Linked DNA regions of Mus musculus: regions 2 and 3 are each linked to region 1. The links are chromatin loops, found by intact Hi-C in ENCODE. Cell type or tissue: left cerebral cortex. All regions are shown on one strand.

Evidence for each region. Hi-C counts contacts between places; a loop is a spot of excess contacts. Peaks named below come from ENCODE experiments on the same cell type or tissue, not always from the same donor. Only the 100,000 strongest peaks of a DNase experiment are listed, where the experiment ranks them.
Region 2: it touches region 1 in a loop (2.0-fold over the local background); 2 of 42 quality-filtered maps call a loop at or near these places.
Region 3: a loop joins it to region 1, with 1.8 times the contacts of the local background. A loop is called at or near these places in 2 of 42 quality-filtered maps.

What each region holds. Positions count from the first base shown.
Region 1 is chr4:65,975,211-65,977,710 of GRCm38, forward strand. All of the region lies in intron 6 of Astn2 (astrotactin 2), which reads right to left. Among named protein-coding and RNA genes, the nearest start is that of Gm31533, 350 kb to the left of the region's middle. In left cerebral cortex, no CTCF peak of the experiment used is centred here; DNase peaks (open chromatin) are centred at 1,253 and 1,914; H3K27ac peaks cover 1,675 bases.
Region 2 is chr4:65,694,419-65,696,918 of GRCm38, forward strand. All of the region lies in intron 13 of Astn2 (astrotactin 2), which reads right to left. Among named protein-coding and RNA genes, the nearest start is that of Gm31533, 68 kb to the left of the region's middle. In left cerebral cortex, no CTCF peak of the experiment used is centred here; a DNase peak (open chromatin) is centred at 1,014; H3K27ac peaks cover 470 bases.
Region 3 is chr4:65,761,000-65,763,499 of GRCm38, forward strand. All of the region lies in intron 11 of Astn2 (astrotactin 2), which reads right to left. Among named protein-coding and RNA genes, the nearest start is that of Gm31533, 130 kb to the left of the region's middle. In left cerebral cortex, no CTCF peak of the experiment used is centred here; a DNase peak (open chromatin) is centred at 1,301.

The DNA.
Region 1 (2,500 bases):
CAAGTGGTCAAACACACAACTAACATGAAAAAGGCCTTAGATTTGAGCTCCAGAACTATAAATATGGGGCTTCCCTTTCAGTCTGGCTCTCTCCTGAACTCGCATTTACACTCAGACGGAGCCCCAGCTTCCATCCATTATTTTTTTAACCTGGACTTACCACACCTTCCTTCATGTTGCCCCCTTTAGCTGGAAGACCATTTATCTTGTCTTACCTCTCTCATCTCATTACTAAAAGAAATACAGGCCTTGTCCCTAAATCCCTATCCATCCTATTTCAGTTTATGGTGTAAGGCCCTCTTTCTGTCTCAGGGTAAATAACTCACTCTTCCCTGGCAACCTTGCAGAATCTTCTTTTGGGTCCCACTGGTTTCAGGTTAGTCAGTTGTTACGGTCTTTAAATACGCCTTTCCCAATGCCCACCGAAAACATGATGTCATTGAGGGTAGATTAGCACTTACTGAACAAGCATTTTTGACAATTTTTATGCATTTCCCTAATTTATATTCATCACTCCCCTGTAAGGGAGGAATTCATGGTTTTAATTTTAAAGACAATGTGAGTATTTTAAATTGTCTTGTGACTAGAAGTATCAAGACTCTTTCAAGACACATATTTAGTAAGTGTGAGAGTATAGATTTGAATCCTGTGGATGGGTTGGTCTCTGTAGCCCATGTCCTCTTTACCAGCTCATCCAACTTTAATGCTTGTTACATTTGAACTTTTCCCAGAATTTGATTTCTTATCCTGAGCTCAGCAAATGTCAGATTCACATCTGAAAGTATGAATTTACTGGAAAAGTTCAAATGTGAAGCAGAGTTATAATAAAGGAAAGACATAGCCAGGAGCATCATGGGTAGCCAATGACCAAGAGGCAAGTCTGATGATCAGATGCCCAGGGCATTAGCAAAGATTCCAGGAGTTACCAACGGCTTTAGGGAATCCTAAGACTGAACAGCTGAAGATATATTTGCTTTAGATAACCCAAAGGGGCCAGCTGAGGAAGAAAGCAAAATAGCAAGGCTTTACTGGGTATTGAGAGCTGGGTGGGGGATGCACGGGTTGTAATTATTCTTCTCATCTCATAATCTCCCTTTGGAAAACATTGCATGCTTCCTCCTCACATACTCTCACTGGCACTGAGGATGCTGAAAGTCCCTTGGCATCTGGAGCTGAGAGCTAGAGATGGGGATATATCTTCCCCACCACAGTCACTTCCCACAACTTTCTTTTTCATCCAGACAGCCTTGGGAGCTTGCAGTCCCCAGAGAAACTTGGCCGTGATCCTTCTAAGCTTTCTTCAAATGGCAACTTGTGGGCTGTGGGAAGTTTGTTCAGCTGCCTCTGCTCTCAGCATCTACACCAGGGACTGTATGGCTACACGGATTGATTTGAACCATCTTGAAGAGACAAGACTAGGAAGACTAACATGATACTAAGGTCTTACACCTCATAGCATAAATGAATATTTTTAAGTTGACCCAGAAATGTATATGTGTATGGGGTACAATGTAAAAACCTTTACACATGTAATTACTATATGTCGATTAATTCAGGGAAGTTATTACTTCCGATCCCTCACCAAACATTTATCATTTCTTTTGATTTAAAAATGGCCAATATCTTTTCTTTTAATCACTCTGAAAAATGGAAGAAATTATTGCTAACCATGTTACTACAGTATGTTATAGGGAACTAGAACAAATTTCTCCTCTCTAATGACACATTCATATGCAATGAACAATCATTTCTGATCCTCCTGCCCCCTTCCATCTCCAAACTCCAGTACCCAGCACTCTACCCTTCTGTGAGATCATATATTTTTAGCTTCTATATGAGTGGGAAGATGTGTTGTTTGTCTTTCTGTGCCTAGCTTATTTTACATATTATAACATCCTGCAAGTTTTAAAGTCTAGTGTTTCTCTTACTTTCAAAATGACTAACACATAGTGGATTCTTGGATTTTTCCCATGATTTACAATGAAGATACTGCAGTTTGGAAAGTAGGCATTTTCCCAGAGTCATGAAGTATGCGTGGAGGTACAGAGTTGACCGTGATTGACCTTATTTTAATCACTGAGTGATGCTTCCTGAAGCCAGGGATGGTGTTCTAGTATACTCAAGGTCTCAAAGGAAGGAGGCAGCATTGAGATTAGATCCCACCTCTTCTTGGGTTACATAATATACTTGAACTTGCTATGTTTATACATGTTAATGTGAAACTATTCTTTCTGCATGTATGATGAAAAAGGATTTAAATGACATCCTTATTATCATATGACTTGTGTAGGTTCACATAGACTTTACTTTATAATATGTGGACATACTTTATAAGGTAACATAAATAAATGAAGCAAAGCTTTGCAAAGCATTTAGCACAGGGAAGAATGCATTCTTATTACTAGTGCTATTGTTATTACAATTATAAAGACATTTCCACACAAGGTCTACACAAATTTAGAGATATGTCCTTTCTCCTTACTGTGAAGCATGCCATCAG
Region 2 (2,500 bases), 280 kb before region 1:
TGAAGACTCAACAATATCTCACCTGTCTTTACATATTCCTCTGTCATCTTGGGTGGATCTTTTGCATCCACATTCTTCAAGAATCTGCCTTTGTTCCTTTCATCACCTGTACTCACTCAAGACATCTGCTTTGCTCTGAATATTTATGTCTTTCTGAATTCTACAGGTTGAAATTGTGATTCCTCAAGTAAAGTGACTGTATTTGAACATGAGATTCCTGGGAGGCGTCAAATACCTTCCAGTATGGAATTAATACTTTTATAAAAGATGCCCAAGGCAGATCCACTATCCTACCATGTGACAATATGGCTAGGAGTTGTCCTTCATGAGCCCAAAACAGGGTCTTCAATATGAAGAACCTGCCATGATCTTGGATTTCCAAGAGCTCCTTAATCTATCTATCTATCTATCTATCTATCTATCTATCTATCTATCTATCTATGTATCTATCTATCTATCTATGTATCTATCTATCTTAACTACCCAGTTTATACCACTGTGTTTCACCAGTCCTACTGGAATAAGATGCCACTATTGTCTGTAATGATTATTTAAAATCTCATTTAAACTCTGTTACTATCAAATGAGTCCATTTGGGATTTGATTAGAAAGCCCATTTTCCAACAAATAGGGTTATTGTAGCCAGGTGTATAACTCTGTCCTTATCTCTGAGGATTGACTCAGGTCTGGGATACAGATTTGGTAGATGGTACTCATGGAACATTCAGGGACTCTATAGCCCAAGAAATATGTGTTAGAAGAAAAGACATGAAAAATGAGCCTCAGTCCATAAGAAGGTGAAAGTTTCTAAAAAAGATAGCAAGAACACTAGGGATGTGCTACCCAAAGGAGTCAGAGACATTTTTGAGAGTAAACAGTATTGTTGAATATAGAGCTGGATCGAAGTGTATATAACTACAAACACGTGCACTTTTGGCCTTGGAAGAGGTAGTGTGTGAGAGGTATAAAAGCCAGACTGCAGTGGGTGGAGGAGAAAGTGGGAAGTGAAGAAGTGGAGAGCATTTGCATAGATTTCTCTTTCTAGAAGTCTGGCTGTGAATGGAAGACATAAGGTGGTAGCTGGCGGCAACTGAAAGTTTAAGGAGGGGGTGAGTCTGGGGAGATGAACATATTTGTGGTCTAAGGAGAAAGATGCAGATAAGGAAAGGTACATAAAATAAAATGGGGCGATTTAAAGAGCCGTGGAATAATGGTAAGATGAGATGGCTAGGAGTATAAACCAGGTCTAAGAACATTTTAAGAAGTTAGTTCTGGAAAGAAAGAAGGAAAAAAAAAGATCTAGCTGATATTGCCAAGGAGCATTACTCGAACCCATAGACAGAAATTATTGACAACTAGATGTGGTATGGACCATGTAAATTACATGGGATTGTCTTCAGTACTAAGTTCATGAAACAGATTCAATATCCACTGGCAGAAAATAGTAAGAAGGATGATATGAAATAGGATGAGGAGATTGCAACTCTCCAAGCTATACATCAAGTAGATTTGTGATAAGAAGGAAGAGGCCAAGTTCAAATAAGTAAAGGCCACCCTACTAGATTTGTCAATTCAGGTCCAAGGATGTATGCAAAATGAGTCATTCCCCCACCTTTGTATCTCTACAATGCAATGGTGTCTGTACTATCAACTACTTCTGTGGGTTGGGGATTGGTTATATACTAGGTACCTCATATGCAATATCCTCAACTGTCAGGATAGTTTTGAAAAACTGCTGAGTAGTTTGTCTTTTACTCTGAGGAACCGATACTCAAGATATGATGTAGGTTATCAGAAGGTCTCACACTCTTGTCTGACTCAGTTCCCCGACTCTTTTGCTTACTCACTATCTTGTCACAACCTTTGAGATTTGACATCAGCATGTTTTCCCTCTGAGCATTCCTTTCTCTGGCATCAGAAACTCTAGTCTTTGAATTCTTCTTGTGTGATCCTGTTTTCTGTCTTCTTTTTCTCCTGCCTCCCCCTATAGGATGTTTGTTTCCTGTTTTTGAACATGCATGAACTTTTTCTTCAAGGTGTTAATGAGTTCCCTATGGAAAAGTCAAGACACCTCAGTTAAAAATAAAATAAAATAAAATAAAGCACTAAATTCCTTGAGGACAGAGTGGGACGTGTGGAACGTTTTCCCCAAGGACATCTCCACACTTCTTAATTTAGTTTCCTTCTTAAACCAATTTGCCAATTAAGTTGTCCTTCTAGGAGTCAAGGGCAGCACTCAGTAGAAAGCCACACCTCCTCCTTTGTCTGCCCTTCACAGGTAGACACTCATAGTCTGGAACCAAGTCACTTTCCATCTTACGTTTGTTATTTCCTATATCATGTAATTTGTTTACCTCCTGGACTCCCTGCCTAAAAGTCTCTATGCCTCTGTCATTGTCTAACAACTATTTACTCATAAAAATTCAAACCAGTTTTTAGAAACATTCCTAGGTAGATGGGTTATATCAGGCACTGCTTCTAGCTTGTATCTCTTCTATCA
Region 3 (2,500 bases), 210 kb before region 1:
CCTCCCTTTCAAACTTTATCTGTCAACAAGGCCAACTAGTCCAGCAACTAATACTGAAATTGATTTGTTCAAACAGGCTAGGCAAGACCCCATAATTACTGGAAGTTTTAATCAACTCACGCAAGTTCAGTTGCCATTCAATTTGTACTGGGCCTTGATGCTGCCACGAAGGGAAGGACTGTATTGTACTAAGAATGAAAGGGATCAATAGGTCCTGACTATGGAATAGCAGCTGTAGTCCCCACCAGGGTCCTCCAGCCTTACGGTAGAAATGTCAGAGCATTCCCCAATTCCTGGGAGAGGTCCATGCACAAAACCAAATCCCCATCCCATGCAGACACCACAAACAGTTTCTATTCTCTTCAGGTTTCAAGCTGTGGGCAAAGGTGTCCATGTTCTGGTTGTCCTTGTCTTCCTAAAGAAACCTACATGCCTTATATTACAGTTCCTATGGTTTTGTGCATCTCTTCCTGACCTTTGACATTATAGTATTCAGGAGACAAAGGGGAATGAAGTGTAGTATAGAAGCTGTGTGGCATCGAACAACTAAGGGCATCTCTTTTCTGCTGGCTTTAAAATAGACTCATTGATAAATAATGGCTTTCTGGGGTTGTGGGTAATATGTAGTCCCATCACAGGTAATAAATACTTATGGGCAGTCTCCTTCTTCTTTTGATTATTTGTTATTATATTTTGTGCTGCTGGGGATGGAACTCTGGGTCTCACACATGCCAGGCAAATAGTTTTCCGCTGTGCTTCATGTCTCTCCTCTGTATCCCTTCTGATGGACTGGTCAGAAAAAAAAAATTCTTCTCTCCCATGCTGAGATAATTCTTGCTATGCAGTCTGTCGCCCAGGGAATCCAGACTGTCTCAAATAGTCTTGTGTTCAGTGTCGAAAGGCATGCAAGGCACTGGTTAGGCAGGACTAGGCCTGTACTTCTCCTGGTGTAGCCACTTAGAAGTTGCAGGAGGTTATCTAGATCTTTCATTAGCACTTTAGTCCTTAATTTTTTCAATGTAAAACAAGAATATTTTATAACTAGTCAGAATTGTAATAGAAAAAGTAAAATTCAAACATTTAATGCTTCACTTTGGTATATGACACATGGCAAAATTCCAAATAGTATGAAAGTTATTATGATTATTATCACTCTTAATACATGATGCATGGTAAATATTTTTGAAATGTAATGTAAATCTGGTTGCACAGCTTCATTTTGGCTTCATTTCCAGTAAAATTCCAACAGGCCATTCTCTCCACATGCCAGCCATCTGTGCAGCATTCAAAACATGCTCACTGCAGGCACGACAAAGGAAACTGAAATGTTTTTAGGCCATAGTGTGGGTCAGGCACTATGCACGGTGGTGTCCTCATATGACTTTGCCGAAGACCTGCTACAGTTCTATGACCTTGCTGTGACTAGCACAAGCTTTGTAAACAGTAAACATACTTTGAATCCAAGCCTTTTCTCCTAGTGTTTATCTTCAGATGTGGAATAGAGCATGGGTTCAAGTACACAACTTCTAGCCTCAATGGGTATCTGTCAGATGGGGGAACTATGTAAACCAGAAAGGATGTACTCATGTTTCAGTATGGCTAAAGCTCTAGGACTGTGCCAAAGAACAACAGACAAATCCTGATTTTAAAAAAAATGGACAAATGAGCCAAATAGACATTTCTCTAAAGCAGAAATATGAGGGATCAAAAATTCCATATTAAAAATCAGATCAATTTCATGGATTATTGGTAAATTTCAAATCAAAACCACAATGATGTCTACATTATTCCCACTATGGTAACTATTACCAAAAAAATAGTAACACACAGTGATGAAGATTTGTAGAAATTGGAATCTATGGGCACAATGTTGATGGGATTGTAAAGCAGTATGGCTATTATGGAAAACAACATTTAGGTTTCTTCAAAGCAAGGGAGAGAAAGAGAGAGAAAGAGAGAGAGAGAGAGAGAGAGAGAGAGAGAGAGAGAGAGAGAGAGAGAGAGAGAGAGAGAGAGAATAAAAAGGAAAGGAGAGAAAAGAAAAATAAAACTGAAAAATGGTCCAGTGGTCCCACATCTTTGTATAAATCCCAGCAGGGTCTTGGGGAGACACTGTATGACCTTGTTTGGCATTATCCACAGTAGCTAAAAGGTATAATTATTTATGAATGAAAGGCTCAAAAAAGATGCAGTGCATGCGCACATTGGAATGTTATTCTGCCTTAAAAGAGAGACTCTGATGCTTAGGATACGATGCATGAACCCTGAAGACACGCTAAGTGAAATAAATCACAAAGCACTCACACTATGTTTCACTTTCTTAAGGTTTCTGGGGAAAATAGAAAATGAAATAGAAGTTCTAAGAAGTTTGGGAAAAAGAGAATGAGCTATTATCTTGGAGAATATAGTTTTTTCTTTACCAGATAAGATGAACTATGGATGGAGGTGGTTGGACAATGATACAAATGCAGTTAATGCTACTGTATCATACACATAAAAA